Regions from separate parts of the Mus musculus genome. Here region 1 is linked to region 2. The links are chromatin loops, found by intact Hi-C in ENCODE. Cell type or tissue: heart. All regions are shown on one strand. Links, peaks and the distances in the headings refer to the core of each region. The heading gives the core; the rest is flanking DNA.

What was found. A loop is a pair of places that touch in the nucleus more often than their neighbours do. Peaks named below come from ENCODE experiments on the same cell type or tissue, not always from the same donor. Only the 100,000 strongest peaks of a DNase experiment are listed, where the experiment ranks them.
Region 1: it touches region 2 in a loop (8-fold over the local background); 20 of 42 quality-filtered maps call a loop at or near these places.

What each region holds. Positions count from the first base shown.
Region 1 is chr7:142,606,209-142,615,056 of GRCm38, reverse strand. It overlaps Gm33148 (a long non-coding RNA gene), which reads right to left. Exons shown (of 4, transcript XR_003946903.1): 3 at 2,863-3,097; 4 at 1-964. Among named protein-coding and RNA genes, the nearest start is that of Gm33148, 19 kb to the right of the region's middle. In heart, for the core only: a CTCF peak has its summit at 4,303 (motif pointing left); a DNase peak (open chromatin) is centred at 4,276; H3K4me3 peaks cover 1,863 bases; H3K27ac peaks cover 3,825 bases.
Region 2 is chr7:142,667,899-142,676,746 of GRCm38, reverse strand. It overlaps Igf2os (insulin-like growth factor 2, opposite strand), which reads right to left. Exons shown (of 4, transcript NR_002855.3): 4 at 6,391-8,848. Among named protein-coding and RNA genes, the nearest start is that of Ins2, 7.4 kb to the left of the region's middle. In heart, for the core only: CTCF peaks have their summits at 4,412 (motif pointing right) and 5,497 (motif pointing right); no DNase peak of the experiment used is centred there.

The sequences.
Region 1 (8,848 bases), core at 2,148-6,147, 62 kb after region 2:
AGTGAGAGGAAGCAATGAGGTATACAATATGAAGGTGGGAAGGGAAATGTGATATGTAAGAAGAATACAGTATGGAGTACAGGGAATGTCTAATGATGTGTCGAAGCCTGCAAAAGCATGGAGGATAGAGAACGGACTGTAGAGCAGAGTGTCGAGTAGGAGGTGTTGGTACCGTGATGAAATAAAGAAGATGGGCCATGCATGGTGCATGGTGGATGGAAGTGAAGGAGGCATGGGGAAGGAAAAATGAGAAGTGGAGGTTGAAGAGATGAAAAAGAATATGGAGAGCTGATGTGAAGAGTGCAGGAGGAATGGTGGAGAAGATGGAGAGCAAACAATGGAGTATGGAGGATGCAGATGAATAAAAGATGGGATTTAGAGTGGAGAGAGAGGAGAGTAAAAGATGGAGGATGGAGAGCATGGGGTGGATAGTGAATGCTGCAAAGTGGAAAATGGAGTGTGAAGGGTTCAAATGGAAAATGTTGGATTCCAGGTGGAGGATACCATGTTGTGGTGTGGTTTGAATGAAAATGGCCCCCACTGACTCATAGGGAGTGGCAGTACTAGGAGGCATGGCCTTGGAGGACATGTGTCATTGGGGGTGGGCTTTGAGGTTTCAGAAGCTCAAGCCAGGCCCAGTGGCTTCCTCCTCTCTTTTCCTGCCGATCAGGGGGGCGGGGTGTGGAACTCCTAGAGCCTTCTCTAGCAATGACCCTAACCACATTACCTTAATTTCTGTGGGTTCTCATGAACTAGACTCCAGCTCTCCATTATGGGACGTGATCTGAGGACACACAGCATATAGGGGTCATTAGCTGTGAGGACAAGTGCTTACTGCATGGTGCCCTAGGGAACTCACCAATCCTTCCAGGCTCTGGTCAAGGCAGCTTGCTGGGTGTGTCCCTTGAGTTCATTCATGCTGTTCCTGTTGCAACTGATTGCCATAGCATGCCAGACATGATTCCTGTGGATGGTAAGCAAAGAAGGCTTCAATTTCCTTGATGTTTCTAGAAAGATAGCCATGTCACCTCTCATGAATGTCGAGTATCTCAGGAGGGCCCCGATGAGAGGGTTGTGAAAGTCTGGAGACACCAAGGAGACAGCAGATTTTGGGAGGCTGGAGATGGAGACAGGAAGCCCCCAGGTGTAACTGACAGGCTCTTTGCCTAGCACATCACTCTGAAGTCCTAGACTTAAAATGCAGGGGCAGGAAGTTTCAGGGTTGTGCTTCTGCACGGCAGGGCTCCTAGGGAGGCCTGAAGATAAGGTGCTACCTTGATGGTACCCCTTGGATACCCCAGTGGCCTAGTACCCCGTGCCTCACTTATTCCACAATGGCCTCAGGGACTTGAGTTGTGGGTTTAAGAGCCTTTGTCCCTGATGCAGCCACCTTCATGGTTCACCTCCCCCACCTGGGGTCTCCTCCTTCCCAGGCCTCTCCCTCATCCGTGCCTCCTCATTTCTAGCTCCAAGTGCCTCTGGGTGTTTCTACGAGCGAAATCCTGTCAGAGAGGACAAAGATTTGTCCATTTAATGAAGTTTAAGAAGTGTCTGAAGTGGTTCAGTTAGCAAATAGCTAACAGGACAGAACCAGCTCCTCCCCCAACTCACAGACCTTCCCCACACCTCCTAACACAGCCTACCAACACATGGCCAGCCTCAGTCCCAGCCTCAAGGAGTTAAACAGACAAAAAGACCCTTGGAGGACTTGTTCACACCCACCCTAGTGCACTGCCTGCTGGGACCAGGCAGTAGGCTGGGCGGGGGATTAAGTGATGGACATAGGCAGGTGGCTGCACTCCATGGTCCTACCCTCACACAGTTCCAGTGAGGGGCTACAAGCCCGCCCCCCCCCACACACACACACAACTGCCCTTGCTGGATTTAGCTAGTATAGAGGTTCCTGGGAACACTGGCTCCCAGGCAAAGATGAAGGCCCTTTCATATTGGGAAGCAAAGGCTAAAGAACAAACTGGATAAAGCCACATTTTGGCTACTTTCATCAGACATGAAGACCCTCTTTTTTTTTTTTTTTTTTTTTTTTTTTTTTTTTTTTTTTTTTTTGGTTTTTCGAGACAGGGTTTCTCTGTGTAGTCCTGGCTGTCCTGGAACTCACTCTGTAGACCAGGCTGGCCTCGAACTCAGAAATCCGCCTGCCTCTGCCTCCCAAGTGCTGGGATTAAAGGCGTGCGCCACCACACGCCTCTTCTTATCCACAGAGCCCATAGCTAGCAGGGAATCCCACCAAGCCTACTGGCCAGTCTATCCGTGGGACCTTTCTGTCCCCAGTATGCTCCATATGGGGCTTGGTCCCCTGGTCTTGGGCCTTTCCTTCTCCTCTAGTTCCCAGGGGCTCTGCCACACCCAAGTTCCACCAACCCTCCTCTAGACAGGAGGGATGAAAGAAAGAATTGGAAACAAAAGGAAAGATAGAGACCTGGGTTATGCTGGAGCCAGACCTGAGCCACTAATCTCAAAGAAGATCCAAGTGTGAGCCCAGAGGAACCCACGTATCTAGATGTACCCCTTTCCTGGTCTCTGCCTCTGCCCCTTGTCTCCCAGAGATGCTGTCTCAGTTCTAAGCTGTGCTGAGACTATAGGACCCTACCTCCTGCTCAGCTTGCCTGGAGCTAAGCACTCAAGGGGAAACTGAGGTTGGAGAGGGGAGGACAGATTTAGAAGAGGGTATGCTACTTTTCCCTGGAGACCTGACCTGAAAGCAATAAGAGAGCAGAATGTAGCATGTGGCCCAGCAGTGGCCACTAGGGTCCTTCAGCCTCAGTTTCTCCCTGGCACAATCACCTACAAAGGTATACTATTACACAAGACAAGCGTGGGCTTTCCCAGAGGAGCTGAACCTACCTGGTTCCTACCAAGTTCTCCACCGGGCCTCCCTGCTTCCATGCTTGCTCCTGACCTGACTGTGAAGACTTTCACGGCTCCTCAGGTTTGGACAAATGACCAACCTCAGTAACCCCACGAGGAGCTTTCTGCTGGCCACTCCACTTAGCCTTGTGGGCCGCTGAATTCACTGTCCACCCTGTATTCCTCATTCTTCGGGACTGTCCCCCACGAGTGCCTCCACTGAGATTCTAAGCTGGGAAAAAAAAGAAGAAATCGGCTGGCTGTCCTCCAATCAAGTGTGCTTACAGCATCCTGGGAGTCCTGGGAACTGCCACCTCAAGCCTAGAGTGCAGCCAGTGCTGAGAGGAAGAGGCATCCGCCTGGGGACACGTGGAAGGACATAGAAAGGTGAGGGACAAATTCAGCAAGGGTAGTGATCTGTCCTGGAAAGGACATGCTAGGGAGTTTGCTTTAGAACTTTCCTTGGAGGAACAAGGCCCAGGAGCAACGTCTAACTTCCCAAGTACTTCCTGTCTCCATCAACTCTCACTTAAAATTTTTCTATGACTCTCCAGTCTCTGTTCCTTTTTCTACCGGCCCACACCAGCGAGGAGCTCCCTAACAGACCCTGGACAATCTCCCTCAGCCTCTCTCAAGACCCCCACTCCCCAACAAAGCCAGTGCCCGGTTGACCTGGGAGTGGCACCCTCCCCTCATCCCCACCCCCCCACCCCACACACACACTGCTCCTGCCTAAAGCTGGGCCTCCCTTCCCCCACCATCCCCTGAAACAGCCCTCCCTGGAACCCTGCCAGCCTTCCTGTCCCCACCCCATTCGTCCCTCCCTCTGCTATCAGGTATCTTACCACCCAGCTCTCTGTCCAGGGCCCCTATCCAGGGCTTTGTCTCAGCGCTATCTCCTCCCAGCCTGTCTCAGGCCACGCCCCCTCCCAGGCTGTCCCTGAGCTACTGCTTCCCTTTGCTGTCCCACACCTAAGGTCATTAGAATTCCAGCTACCACTCCTCCCTCACAGCTCCTGATGGGAGCCCTCCAGCTCTGTAACAGCAAAGAAAGGCTGGGCCTGCCTGTCTGTAGGGTGGGAGTGGGGGTTGGTCCCTGCCTAGCCTAGGGCATACAGAAAAGTATCCTCTTCCACTGCCTGGCCCCTGAGAAGCAGGAAGGGGAAGGGGGGGGTGGGGGTGGTCGATGGGGGTGGAGAGGAGGTGGGAGAGAGCCCTGAGGAAGACAAGAGGAAGGGAAGGAGAAGGGGAGTGGGCAGAAAGACGTTAGAGGCCAGAGAACCGGCAGGGGTAGGATGCCTATCAGGAAGCTACCCAGGAGTGGGGTCTCCAGCAGAGCTGGGGGAACCCTGTTAGGCAGACTCCGCTCTGGAGGTTCTGGCCATAGGCAAACTGCACCTCCAAACTAAAATTTTATTGTCTCTTGCGCCCCCGTGAGGTCAGCGGTTAGCATAACAACCATTTGGCGACTGAGGTGGGGTTCCTGGGGGGGATGCAGGTGGAAAATGCCCCCAGCCCATGCTTGCTGCCTTCAGACTTGGGGTTCTTGCTTCTTCTCGGGTCCTCTAGGGGTCCTGAAGACGTCAGGCGTTCCCACATCATTCTGCTTCTCAGGGTCTCTTCAGAGGAGGTGTGGATTGCCACTCCTGTCTCCTTTTGTTCTGTCTTACATAGGACCCTCATCTTAGCTGGTCACACCCTTCAAGTCCTGGGCCCATTCGTCCCATGGAGCCCCAGTCTAGCCTCCCGGTGACCTTCCAGCTGCTTCAGAGTCCCTGGATTTTACCAATTCTACTCTCAGAAGTCGCATTTGTTAAAAGGTTTTGGGGTTACAGGGTGCTACACCAAGCATAGCTAAAGACACAGCCCCTACAGTTAAGGCCCTAGTAGAAGGCTGGGCTGGGCCTCTCAGGAAATGACATCCCCTCGGGCTGCTGCAGCCCCCAGCACAGCTATAAATCCACCTCTGACAATAAGCTGCTAAAAAATATAAAAGGAACCCCAACCTTCCTAACAGCCTGCTGGTTCAGAGTCTCCTCTCTTCTCCTGGACTTTAGGGTCTTTCACCCATTGAGGAAGACATAACCTCCAGATTCCAAGAGCTTGGGACATGGCTCTATACTTAGGTAGACACTGCAAGATGGCAGCTCATGTGATGAGACAGTGGAGGACACCTGTCTGGATGGACACTGGACACTCATGCTAGTGGTGTGCACATCACAGATCCTGTGATACCACAGAGCTCTCCAAACCAGGATTCCTGGTGGATGTGGAAGGGTCCCTGGAGGTATAGGAAGCACATATGTCCAGGTTGGGGATGTCCCTGTCCCCGTCTGGAGAGGAGGATTCCATCACTCTCCAAGGAGAAAGCTAACTGGTTCCCCCATCAGGATCAAAACATTCAATAGTGAAGACTATGGATTCAAGTGAGCAAGCCTGGGGTAGACTGAGAAGGGCTGGGATCACACTCTGGAGCCCTCACTATCCTAGATGTCCTCAATGAAGAGCTGGAGTCACATCTCCTTATCAGGAGAAGATCTCTGTCCTTCCATGTCCCTCGTGTCCCTTTTCTCTAGGCCAGAGTACTGATGGCTCCCATGAAAGGATGTCCGTATTCTCAGATCTGACGGGGCCAGAGCCAGGACAGAGGAAGAGGGCTGTACAGCCAGCCCAGCTGGGACAGCAAACAAACCTCTGGGGTCTCTCCTTTCCCTTGCCTGCCCACCACAGGGGTCTGGCTGGGGCCAGAGCTGGGGGAGACTTCCTCGATTTATCTCTGCAGCCGGTGGCCAGCCCTAAGCCTGGAATCCCGGGTCAAGCTAAGGTTTGCCTGCCCTGCTGTGAGCAGCTTGGAGCTGGTCAGAAGGCCCAGGCTGAGCAGGGGGCTGGGATTGAAAGAATTCTGGGAAAAATTGCTTGGGGCCTGTGTTTGGGGACCCAACAAAGGCAATGAAGGCAATGGTTACATCGTTTTTTTGTTTTGTTTTTTTTTTGTTTTGTTTTTTTTTTTGTAGTCAGGGTCTATTGAGCGAGGGCTGGTGCTGCTCAATGTTGACATGGCCTAGTCTGCAGTAAAGGTAAGCAGGTCAGGGGCGTGATTACTTTGGCTATAGTCCCATGTAGAGTTAGCAAGAAGGGACATGGTTGTGCCCACAGCAAAAGAGAAGCCAGAGGGCTTCCAGAACCTTCTAGATGGGCAAAAGGAAGGGACCTAGATACCTAATAGATTTTGTTCTACCCTCAGTTCTAGGCAAGACTATCTCAGAAACAAGACTTTAATCACATACTTCCCTAGGAAGAGACATACGTGCTAACGTGGAGGTCATGTAGCCACTGGGGCTCAGAAGTCATCCTTTCCCTACCACCCTAACTAAGAGACTAAGAGTCCCTCAACATTCCCCATCACTACTGATCTTTGGTGACCCTGGGTCCTTGCACAGGCTGCCATGGCTGAGCAACTGATTGGTCAGCTGAGCTCACCAAAGTCCTGTCACAAAGAGCGAGAGGAAACAAGGACTCACCAGTGAGGGCTATACATGAGTCCCTGACCCTAGACTCAACTTTTTCAAGGAGGTCATATCTGTGGATTTCAGAGGGTTCAGCAGTTCAAAGGCTCAGGGAGATAGCAAGCCCTAGAGCATCCCAGAGAGATGAACCCTGGGCCACCATCTGGATCAGCATCTAGACCACCATCTCTCGATGTGCTCGTGATGCCAAGTTCTTCCTGCCCTATTAGCCACTGCCCCCTAAAGACCCACTCCATACCACTTCCGTGGCCCCATGCATATCTCTAACCACATATCACTTTTCTTTCATGGCCCCTAGGCTTCTGCAGAATCAGAGGACCAGCCTCAGCAAGGAAAGGGGTGACAGACCCACCTGAGAAAACCTCTCTAGAACTAGATTCAGGATGCCTATCTCCAAGAAGGCAGACTTCCATGTGGCCCCAGATGCCAAAACTCTTCATGAGCTATGATGGCTCATGTCACATCCAACGTCATATAATCCAGCTGCAGTGCCTTCTGAGGCCAGTGGATTCCATCTGCCTGGGCCCCTCCTTGCCCTGGACTCCAATACAACTGCAAACACACAAGGTCTTGAGAACTAGTCTTCCTTGGAGGACATGTCTCACTTGGGTATGACATGTCCAAACGTATACTCATCTCAGGGAGTGAAGTGCATCTCCCTAGGTGGCACCTGCCTACCACGCCCGAAGCTCTGGCTCATCCCCCAGCACCCCCCGAAACAGGCAAAGAAAAACATGACCTTGATGGAGCCTGCTCCTGCCTGAGCATCAGATGCTCTCTAAGGGTCAACTCTGAGTCATTGGGCAGACATTCATCACAGGGAAACCCAATAGGAATCATCAGCACCCAGGGGTTAAGAAGTAACCAGGGCCAGGTGGTGGTGGTGCAGGCCTTTACTCCCAGCACTTGGGGGGCAGAGGCAGGCGGATTACTGAGTTTGAGGCCAGCCTGGTCTACAGAGTGAGTTCCAGGACAGCCAGGGCTACACAGAGAAACCCTGTCTCAAAAGACCAAAAAAAAAAAAAAAAAAAAAAAAAAGTAACCAGGATACAGGATATGTCTTTCCACCAGTCTGTCAAGTTCTGCAAATACCTGGCCTGAGTACCTCTCCACACAGCCACAGTCTTACCTGGATCCGGTGTCCTCAGGGCCACTTCTAACCTTACCTCTAGATCCAGCCACTCAGGATTTGTTTTCCTTCCAAGGATGCCAGTAATATAGGTCCAAGCTGTATAGCACTGACCCCTCCCTCACCGTGTAGTTGTCCTCTGCCTTCTGGACTTTGGGAGAGGGAATCCTGGAGGCCAAAAGCCAGTGCTGCCTCTCCAGTTCTAAGCTTGTATCTGGTCAGAAAGGGCCCTGGCCTGCCCTGGGTATCCCAAAGTCCCTCCATCATCTGCAGAATGATTTCCTTGGGGATCCTAGAGTGCTGAGTAGCTTAGTCACTCTCTGACCACTCCCACAATCAAGGAGCCTTCACCTCTCCCTATCAAAGACTTTCTCTGTCATAAGAAACCTGGCGGTGGATTTTAGGTGTTATCTTTAGGAGAAATGGAGAGTCCGGGTGGTGGTAGCAGGTCTCTCTCATCTACCCTGTGGAAGACCCTAACCCAGGTCCTGGGTAAAAGTCATGAGTGCCTAGACTGCTATCCCCTCTGGTGACCTTGAAGGCATGTGGCATCCCTCAGGCTGAGAGACTAAGTGGTCTCAGGCCCCAGAGTCTCAGGTACGACTTAGGTTAGAGTCCCAGGTAGGAAGCCAGAAGTCCTTAGGCCACACTACCCACCCCTCTGGTCACCCCTAGGGTTTCTGTGGCCAGAACAACATTTCCCACATTCCTGAGGAGCAGAGGCAATCAGGGTGGCCAGTGTCGGGACTCAAAGCAGCATGACCTCTCCTCTCCACCCACCTTGGCCCATTCCTCACTCCTGCAGGACTTCCCTTCACCTCTCTTCCCTTCACCTGCACTCTCAGGAGGCTCTCTCCACTCATTGGTCATGATAGACATTTGTGTCACCTCTCTAAGTATTCACAATGCCAGGTTCCTTGTGCTGTTATCAGCTTCCTCCTCCCAGAGACCCTGGTGACCCCTGGGATGTGGGTCTGCTCCACAGTACTCCTACAGGGCCCTGATCAGGAACTACCCTTCCTCCAAGGCCCCTGGAGAAGCTCCTATAGTATATAGGACCAAAGAGAAAAAGGATATTGGGCTCTGAGACCATACTGCACTGGCAAAACAGAAGTGACCCGATGCAAGGTAGGGACACCCAGAAGCAACACTTACTGTGGTTGCAGGTGGTGTTGGGACTTGACCCTGGGTATCCTGCTACGGAGACGCAAGGTCAAGACCAAAGCGGGGCTTTGGAGAGCGTGGGTCATGATTGCAGGGCAGAGGGACAGGATGGGCACTCCCAACAATATGCACAGCAGATGCAAGAACCAAGTTCTGTGGAGTG
Region 2 (8,848 bases), core at 1,930-5,929:
CCATGTAGGTCAGTCCTTGACCTGGCTCAGGCACTCCTGCTGACCTTGCTGAGGCCCTTCAGCGCAGCCCTGCAGCACAGGAGCTCCCCTTGTCCATGGGGTCTGCAGTGATAACCATGTTTACCCAGCTAGCTGTGTTGTTGCTTTGGTATTTGAGATTTAGCTGTGTCTTATGGGGACCTCATTGCCTCTGCCTACCATCTGGAAGGCCAGGGTATTACTAAGGATAGCCAATATACCTCTTGCCTGGATTGATGAAGCAGTTCAGCTCCATATATATGGGATGGAGAGACTCATACTAATACTACACATGGGGAGATTGAGGCCTGGAGCCAGGGAAGCCACTCTTCTGCTATGCTCAGTGCTATGCTACTCACAGTATAGATTACCCAACACCTAATATGGTCTTCCAATGTAGCTGCCTAGAGGTTGGCTCCCCTAGATTACATTGTCTCCGGGTCCAAATGAGCTGACACCTCAGCCTAGCCCCAGGGACCTTATTTGCTTTCTTACATTATCAATAAATATTTACTGTACTCATGTTCTCTCAGGCTGAACAGGCCCTGAGTGATATGAGAGGTAGGGTCAGGGATGCTGAGGTCCATTTTTTACCCTTTGAGATCCTTATACCCAGCAAGGTTCTGAACCAAGGAGTAGGAACCAGATAGCTCTTAAGTCAACCCACCCAGAAAAGTTGTCACTAGGCAGCCTCAAGCACTAGTTGGTGGCTTTCTAGCCTAGATGTGAATGATGGAGACCCCTGAGGAGCCTTCCCACAAACTCAGATTGGGTGTCCCTCCGTGCAGATAACTACTGTTTTGGAGTAGACATTTGAAATCTAGATACCATAGCCAGAAATGGTTAGTCATGGAAGCGTCCAGCAGAGGTCACCAAAACCTTGCTTTTGAAGTACTACAACAAGTCTGAAGGGCTGGCTTATCATAGTAGATCCTTCTAGAGGCTGCATAGTGTCTCCCTTTGCTCCTCTGCAGTCACAGGAACAAAGAAGCTTCCCAAGACGCTGACTGCTCTAAATTGTGGAGAGTATGAGGTTTGGGAAGGAAAGACTGGATGTGCACCTTTGGGGTTTAGGTTTCCTAGATTCCCATGGAGGAGGAACAAATAAATATCCAGGTGTCTGCACCATTCCTAGAATGTCTCAGGTTAGAGTCATCTTCTACCTGTCTAGAATTACAGCTGCCTAGAGGAGAGTGTAGGAGGTAATCCATGCAACACCTCACACGATGGCTAAGCAAACAGGCCAGGGGAGCAGACTGTCTATTTCCAGCTGGGACCTTTGTGGTTCCCAGAGCCCTAGTGGACACAGAGACTGGGAGCCAGAAGATCCAGTAATCCCTTCCTTTGCTTGGAGTGTTCTTAGGCACACAGGCTGGAAGACAAAACTCTAGTTTTCACATGAAGTAGGGGCTACAGGGACCCCAGGGTGCAGGATGCTTCACGCAGAGTCCATCTGGGACAAGGTCAGCTCTTTCCCATGTCTACCTTCCGCTCAGCGCTGAGAAGGGAAGGTCATTTTTGAAAAGAATGTTGGGGGTGGTGTGGCCAGGGGTAGTCGAGCTGAAGAACAGTCTGGATGCCGTGTCTCTTTTCTCTTCCCCCCTCCAACTATTGTTTCTGGCTGGGCCACAGAACAGCAAGGCGGATTCCTTCGAAAGTGAAGCTGTGGAGGTGGCCCTGTGTGGTCCAGCCGTGCTGTGCTGGCGCCAAGTTACCCAGTGGCTTTGAGCCAGCCCCCTTGGAGTCACTGGCTCACTGCCTGGCTCCCAGGTATCCTGTCTCCCACCACCACCTTGGTACAAACACCTCACCTATAACACCCTTCTGCTGCAGGTAGTCAGAATCCCGTGCCTGATCTGCAGACCCCTGCGTCAGACCCTTGAATCTGGGCCTAGGCTGGGCCTAGGATTGCCAGCATGCCTCTCTCTCCAAGAAGGGCCTAGGCCTGGGATCCTCAGACTGAAAGTTGTCATGGTGATGCATCACCCACTCAGTGCTTCATCCATATGCTCAAAGTGAGTAGATCCAGTTATCTGACCTCTGGGCTAAGGTCACCGACTCTGGTTGGCTGTGCCAGCCAAGTCCCAAAGGCCATGTATGGCTCTCACCTGTAGACTAATGATGGATTCTTTACCAATTTGCCAACAACAGACGTATGTCTTAAAGCTGCCCAACCTAGAGGTCCACAGACTCTCATGTTTCCATGAGGCCTCATCCCTTGCAGTCCTGCGAAGCCTTTAGAATCCTGCTGCTAGTGATGAGCCACATTCCACCAGGACCTCCCTCTGGCTTTCCCAGTCCATCTGTGTTTGTGGACAACAGAGCAGAGTCCCTCAGCCCTGCCAGCTTGCGGCTGTTCATGCTGAGGCCCTGGCACTCCCCCTCTGCTCTTCAAAGGCTACCCTGGCTTAGAACTGAGTCCTGCTCCAGCTGGGTCTCCTCTCTCCTGTCCAATCCCTAAGACCCATGGTGACCTCGACTATGGATGACCTGGAAGACTCCTCCTAATTTCTATAGGCCCAGATCCTGAGCATGGGTCAGCAACACCTGGTGACCCAGCAGCAGACAGAATGAGCTGATGACCAGAGGTAAAATGAGGCACCCACATCTGTGCCCTGGCAAATGCTACCTGAGGATGAAGAACAGTATCAGTTGGCAGGACTAGGGAACTAGTAAAAGGTGAAGTGCTCCAACCTGGACCCAAATATTGAAAAGGAGATGGGAAGGGCTGGCTGAGTGGGAGAAAAGCTGACAGAGAACTAGTAAAGGAAGGATCCCCATATCCCAGCTCTAGCTACACAGTCAGACCTTAAAAGTGAGGAAGAAATGAGTGGAGTAGCTTCCTGAAGCAGTGTCTGTATTCTATAGTTTGTAGCCTGAGGCAAGTCCATATGGCTTCCTCATATGGCCAGGCACTGCTATGAGCCTTGATTGGACTAATACTGAGTACTTCGGGGCTGGTGAGATAGCTCAGTGGGTAAGAACACCCGACTGTTCTTCTGAAGGTCCAGAGTTCAAATCCCAGCAACCACATGGTGGCTCACAACCATCTGTAACAAGATCTGATGCCCTCTTCTGGAGTGTGTGAAGACAGCTACAGTGTACTTACATATAATAAATAAATAAATCTTTAAAAAAAATAAATAAATAAATTGCCAAAAGCCAGGTCAAAAAAAAAAAAAATACTGAGTACTTCTCTAAGGCCTGGCATGTGAACTGGCCATGGCATAAGCAAGGGGTAGCTATAGCTACAAATTGTACAAATAGTGTGTATTGAGGGTATAAGAAGTACCCTCAGCCTCCTTCAGTCAGTGGACCTAAAGAATGAAAGCTAGTGGATCAAGTAGGTGGAGACTAATGTCTTGGATCTGAGAGTCTCTGGCTTTCATCTTCTGGAGATAGCCATTGCTCTCATGTGGGTATCATGGAGAAGAGGAAATGGGCACACTTCCTGTATATACTCCTAATATAGCCATGGGTATATGAAAGACACCATATCTTAAGGGACAGGATCCCCTAGAGATGGAGGATTGAGGCATCCACTCATCTTGAAGTGAATTGGGGAGAAACAATTTAGTCAAGAGTAAGCTCTTGGGAGAGACCAGCTGCACCATGTTGCAGACAAGGAATCCTCTGATCCTGAGGTTCACTGTGTATGTTGGGCCAAGAAGGTCTTTGCAGTTCTTTAAAGTCCTAGATCAGTACTCAAGGCATACCTAACCAGAGTTCCACCCCAAATCCCAGAGTCCCCTCTGGAGTAAAGTTTTGTTTGAACAGGTAGAAGTGCCTTTATGGACAGGTGCCTCACAACTATAGGTTCTGGACTGTTCCAAATTCATTTCTATGTGGTTCCAGAAATAATCTGTGGAGTCAGAAGGGAAAATGGAGGTCTGGGGTAGACTGATTGCCCAATGTAATGAGCAGAATAGGTATTTGAACCTAGGCAGTCATTGGCCCCTCCCTGTACACACTCTCTTCCAATGTGATGCCCAGTGGGTAGAAATATATAGAATGGACCTCTTATCTCCAAACAGGAGGTTTCCTGGGTTTTCAGATGTGGAGTTGTAGCTTTTGAGAAGGTTGACTCAGCCTTGCCAGTCAGCCAAGGGGAAGAAATCAGTGTGCATGGGTTAGGGACAAATGTGAGGTAGGATAAGAAGATTTGTTGTTGTTGTTGTTGTTGTTGTTGTTGTTGTTGTTGTTGTTGTTGTTGTTTTCCTGTGCTATGGATTGAGCACATGCTTGCAAGATTCTCTACCACTGAACTACGTCTCCAGCCCTAACACCTTCCTTCCTCTTCTTTCCATTCTCAAGGCTTGGTAAAGCACCTTATAGTTAGGATTGTTGGGAAAGAGGCATGTTCTGAAGAGTCAGTGCAATCTCTTAAATGACCACCAGATGTCAAGCTCGAGCCGGATTTGCAAATTCCCTTTTCAGGTGCAGAATGGTGGAGAAGCCAATGAGGATTAAGAACAGTGTTTAATCCACCCTTGTACATCCCACCGATATGCAAAGGAAAGAATGCCTGATAGGACAAGGGAGGGGGATCCTCAGTCCCAAGTACAAGGCTACAGAAATCACTTATACCATGATGCTATAGAAGGCCTTCTCTCTGTAGGGGAGAGAATTACAGCTTTGCCTCTTACCACTTCCCTTCCCTGAGTACCCCCAGATCCCTGCAGTGATAACTTTAGATTGTGGATTGTAATTAAAGATATATCTATCAGATTCAGCATGAGGTCACTTTAGCAGTCCAGGAAGAAAAACTGGGTGCTGTGGATTTCTAGAGGTACTTCAGCTTTGTTTTCCATAAATGAGAGTCCAGGCAGATCCCCTGAATTAGATGACTCTCCACCCAAGCCTCAAGAGAGTAGTTTCATTTTATTGTTTTTTCTGTGCTGTGTCTTCATAGTTACACCTCAATATTTGTTCTTTTCTTTAATGGTCCCTTCCTCCTGTGTCCCCTAGACTGTGTCCATGGAACATGAAATAAAATTTTGAAGGGCTATGCCCTTCAAACTCTAACTCACTGATACTTTGTGCCCCATTCTTGCCTCAGTGGCACTATGGTTTAGTTACTCCTCCATGGGCACTTGTTGCCTGCATTCTTCCCTTCCTTAAACAATCAGTGTTTAAAATAAAATACAATAAAATAAAATAAAATAAATAGCTCTGGGCCTATTATGAGGGGAATTCAAGGGAATAGAGCTTGGATACATTTAAGAAAAATAAAGTTTTTCTTCTCTGGCTGTGACCTCTAGGATATAGCCATTATTTCTTTATAGCCCCTTATCCTTCTACCAGCTCAGAGGAAGCGCCTCTCTTGGAGCTTTCATGGAATCTCTTCACAGGTTTGGAGAAATCCTTCACTTTCTTCATGTCAACCTCTGGCTTAGTAAATCACAGCCAAACATTCTCAGAGAGCCTTAGTGGTAGCAGTTTGCAATGTCAAGCATGTTGCTGTGGACAATAGAGGGCAGCACTTGTCACATACTTCTAGTCTCAGGGCCTAGAGTAGGTCTAGAATCTTCACAAGAAAAAGACTGCCTCACTCTGATAAGCATGAAATGCCCTCTGTTATAAATCTCATATATGATTTGGGGTCATCCACAAGCATAGTGAGAAATCCCACTTGCCCTTCTCCCATGGAATAGGATATCTGTATCATACCTCCATCAAGTATAGATTACCATAAAGTTTATCTTCCCCTACAGAAAGTCTCATTCTCCCTAAACATGCCTATCTCAACCACTAAGTAAGTGACTTCAGGTGGAACTTGGACAACAAATGGAGAGGGAATAATTAAGTCTTAGCTTGGGCTTATAAGCTGAGTAAAATAAAAAAGATTAGCTGGAATGCAAAAGTGCAAAGGGTAGAGACTAGTGGGTTTTTGTGGAGTGCTTTTTTTTTTCTTTCTTTCTTTCTTTCTTTCTTTCTTTTTTTTTTTTTTTTTTTTTTTTTTTTTTTTTTTTCTTGTCTTTACTCTCTGTTTTCCCTCAAAGCCAGGAACAAAGGTCTCAGAGTTTAAATGTGACTTCAGGCAATACTTGTTATCTGAGCCCCATCTCAGCAGCTGTCCTTTAAGAAGGACATTTGAGTCCGTTCCTTAAACAGCGTTTGAGTACGTGCCTTAAACAGCACTGCAACTCGGCTAAAAAGGGGTGAGAACCCACCCAAATAACATCCCCAAAAGGGTGAACAAGTGTCACTATACATGCCATCTGCACCAGTATGCTTAGTGTTTGGCACCACTCATAAAGGGCAGGGGGCCAGGTCAGATGACTGATGACAGAGAAGAATTCTAAATTGAGTGTCCATGAAACATGAGGCGACAAGATGGCGCTGTGCCACAAGGATACACCACACCCGGAAGACCTTAGAAAGTAATTTTAATATTTATTTTAAATCCGGACCCTAATTTGCATAAGCCACGCCCCTTTTTACCTGTGCCACGCCCACAGACATTCCAGGGTGTCAGGTGACTGCCAGGTGTCAATCCAGTGAAGCCCCACCCACTCTCCACCCCTGCACATAGTCCCTACCCCCTAGCTAACAGGAAGTGCTTCTAGCTTAATTCAAACCTGCATAGACGCCTTCCTGTCTGTCAGGCAGGGGCCAAAGCCCCACCCTCTAATGCCCCCATACCCTAGTGTGGGAAAGCGCCATAGCCAGCTGCCCCATAAGTCTTTGCAGTACTTTACTGGCATATCATTTCCCAAATTTGGAGGGGGCTGGAAGTGGGCGTGGAGGGGACGAGGTGAGGGATAAAAGCGTGGTGTCATTCGAGCAGGTGCCTTACTCAGTGGTGGAGAGCAGAAGCCACTTCTAGGGGCTCTGTTATCATGCACGCTCTAAAACTCCCTCTCACCGTCTCTTCAGACTCAGACTCAGCCCCTTCCAGCCCCGCCGCAACATCGTCGCCCCGGCTGGAGGGCCCGGGCACCACAACCAGAGCACCCCCTGCTTTGGAGGGGGCTGCTAATATTGACCCAGCCAGCGGATCATCGTCCGGGCAATTTCGGAAGAGAATCTTGGGCACCAGTGACTCCCCGGTCCTCTTTATCCACCGTCCGGGAACTTCAGGAACTACGAAGCGACTAGAGTACAGGTAACTAATTGATTTCCCCTTGTTCATGCCTTTTGTGTATGAGTGAAGGTGCAGTTTAAATATTCTGGTGTGGGTAGGTGGCTGGGGACTTGGGAGAGTTAGGGTCCTTCAGTTAGTCTCTGAAGAGGGGGAAGGTTGCCGCTAAACCGGACGGTCTTAAGAGTGACTTCAACTTCTGAGGGGACAAAAGGACAACTGGGACTGGGACTTAAAGGGCTGCACAAAGCTACAAGGAAAGTATGGTTTCGTTCTCTAATCTACCATGCAAAGGGGAGAGGCAGCGCTCTTTCTCTTCCCAGCAGGAGTACACAGCTGTTTTTGCAAATGTGAAATTTTTCTGTGTGAACATTTTCCCCCTGGTGTATGCTCCCCCCGCTCCTCCCCCCCACCCCCACCCCACTCCCGGCTAAACTGTGCAGAGGGGCCAGAGATTCTAGAGCAGTGTGGGGGTGTGTATTATTATTATACATATATATTATGTAGATGTATGTATATATATATATATATATATATAAAATTTTAAAAGCAAAGTTTCCCTGTTTTTATATCCTGTACCTCCTAACTACCACCAGGATACTGGAGGGTAGATAGATAGGATGATGTGCCTTGCTATTCCCTAGCAGGGTTTAAGTACAAAAACTGCTTTTCTCCTGGCTGTGTCTGTCTTTAACTCCCCCTCCCCCCCCCCCCTCCGTGTTCCCTGTGCACAGGCAGGAATTTGGAGCAGCAGCCACAGCACTCCCAGTTGCACATTCATTTGTGCACAAAGCTTTTTTTCCCTGCAACTGGGATCCCAGACTCCTTAATCCACCGGTATAATGTTTATGGGGAGAAGCCCTGCCACCCCTTCCAGAAGTTGCCTTCCTAAGGCAGATCCATGTGCCCTTTGTTTTTTGTTCCCATCCAAGGTAGAAGTGTGAGGAGAGGAATGGGAGACATTCACATTTTTAGCTGTGACCCCTCAAAGAAAGCCTTTTGTGTGCAGCAGCAGTTTTACACCACCACCACCCCCGCCCCCAGCCAGGCAGGAGCCAGATTGTCCTTCCCAAAGGAGGGTCTCCTGCCTCTCCCTGAACAGTTGTCAAACTTGGCAAAGTGACTTCTCACCAACTGCTTCCTCCCTTCTACTGAGAAGGGGGTGGGGAGAGTAGGCAGCTGAAGGGACAGGGTAGGGGGGAGTGCTCCAACCATGACAAGGTGACCCTTGGGCTTCCCCATCCAGCAGCAAGGTGGGGGGAGGGGGCCAGACTCAGCTGGAGAAGATTTGTTTTTGAGATAATCTCAAGGATTTTTGCTTCTCCTCCTCAGGGGACGAGTAATTAAAACAGAGCTCACTGTGCAAGAGGAGGAGGAGGAAGAGGAGAACGACTACGACGACTGCAGGCCCCTAACCCAGGGTTCTGAGTCTCCTAAGGCTAAACTTCTCGTCCAGCCAGAGCTGCAGAAGCCTAAGTCCAGGCCTGTGCCACCAAGGCCTGAGCCGAGGCCTGAGCCACCTAAGCCTGAGCCCAGGCCTGAGCCACCTAAGCCTGAGCCGAGGCCTGAGCCACCAAAGCCTGAGCCGAGGCCTGAGCCACCAAAGCCTGAGCCGAGGCCTGAGCCACCAAAGCCTGAGCCGAGGCCTGTGCCACCTAGGCCTGAGCCAAGGCCTGTACCACCTAGGCCTGAGCCGAGGCCTGTACCACCTAGGCCTGAGCCGAGGCCTCTGCCACCGAGGCCTGA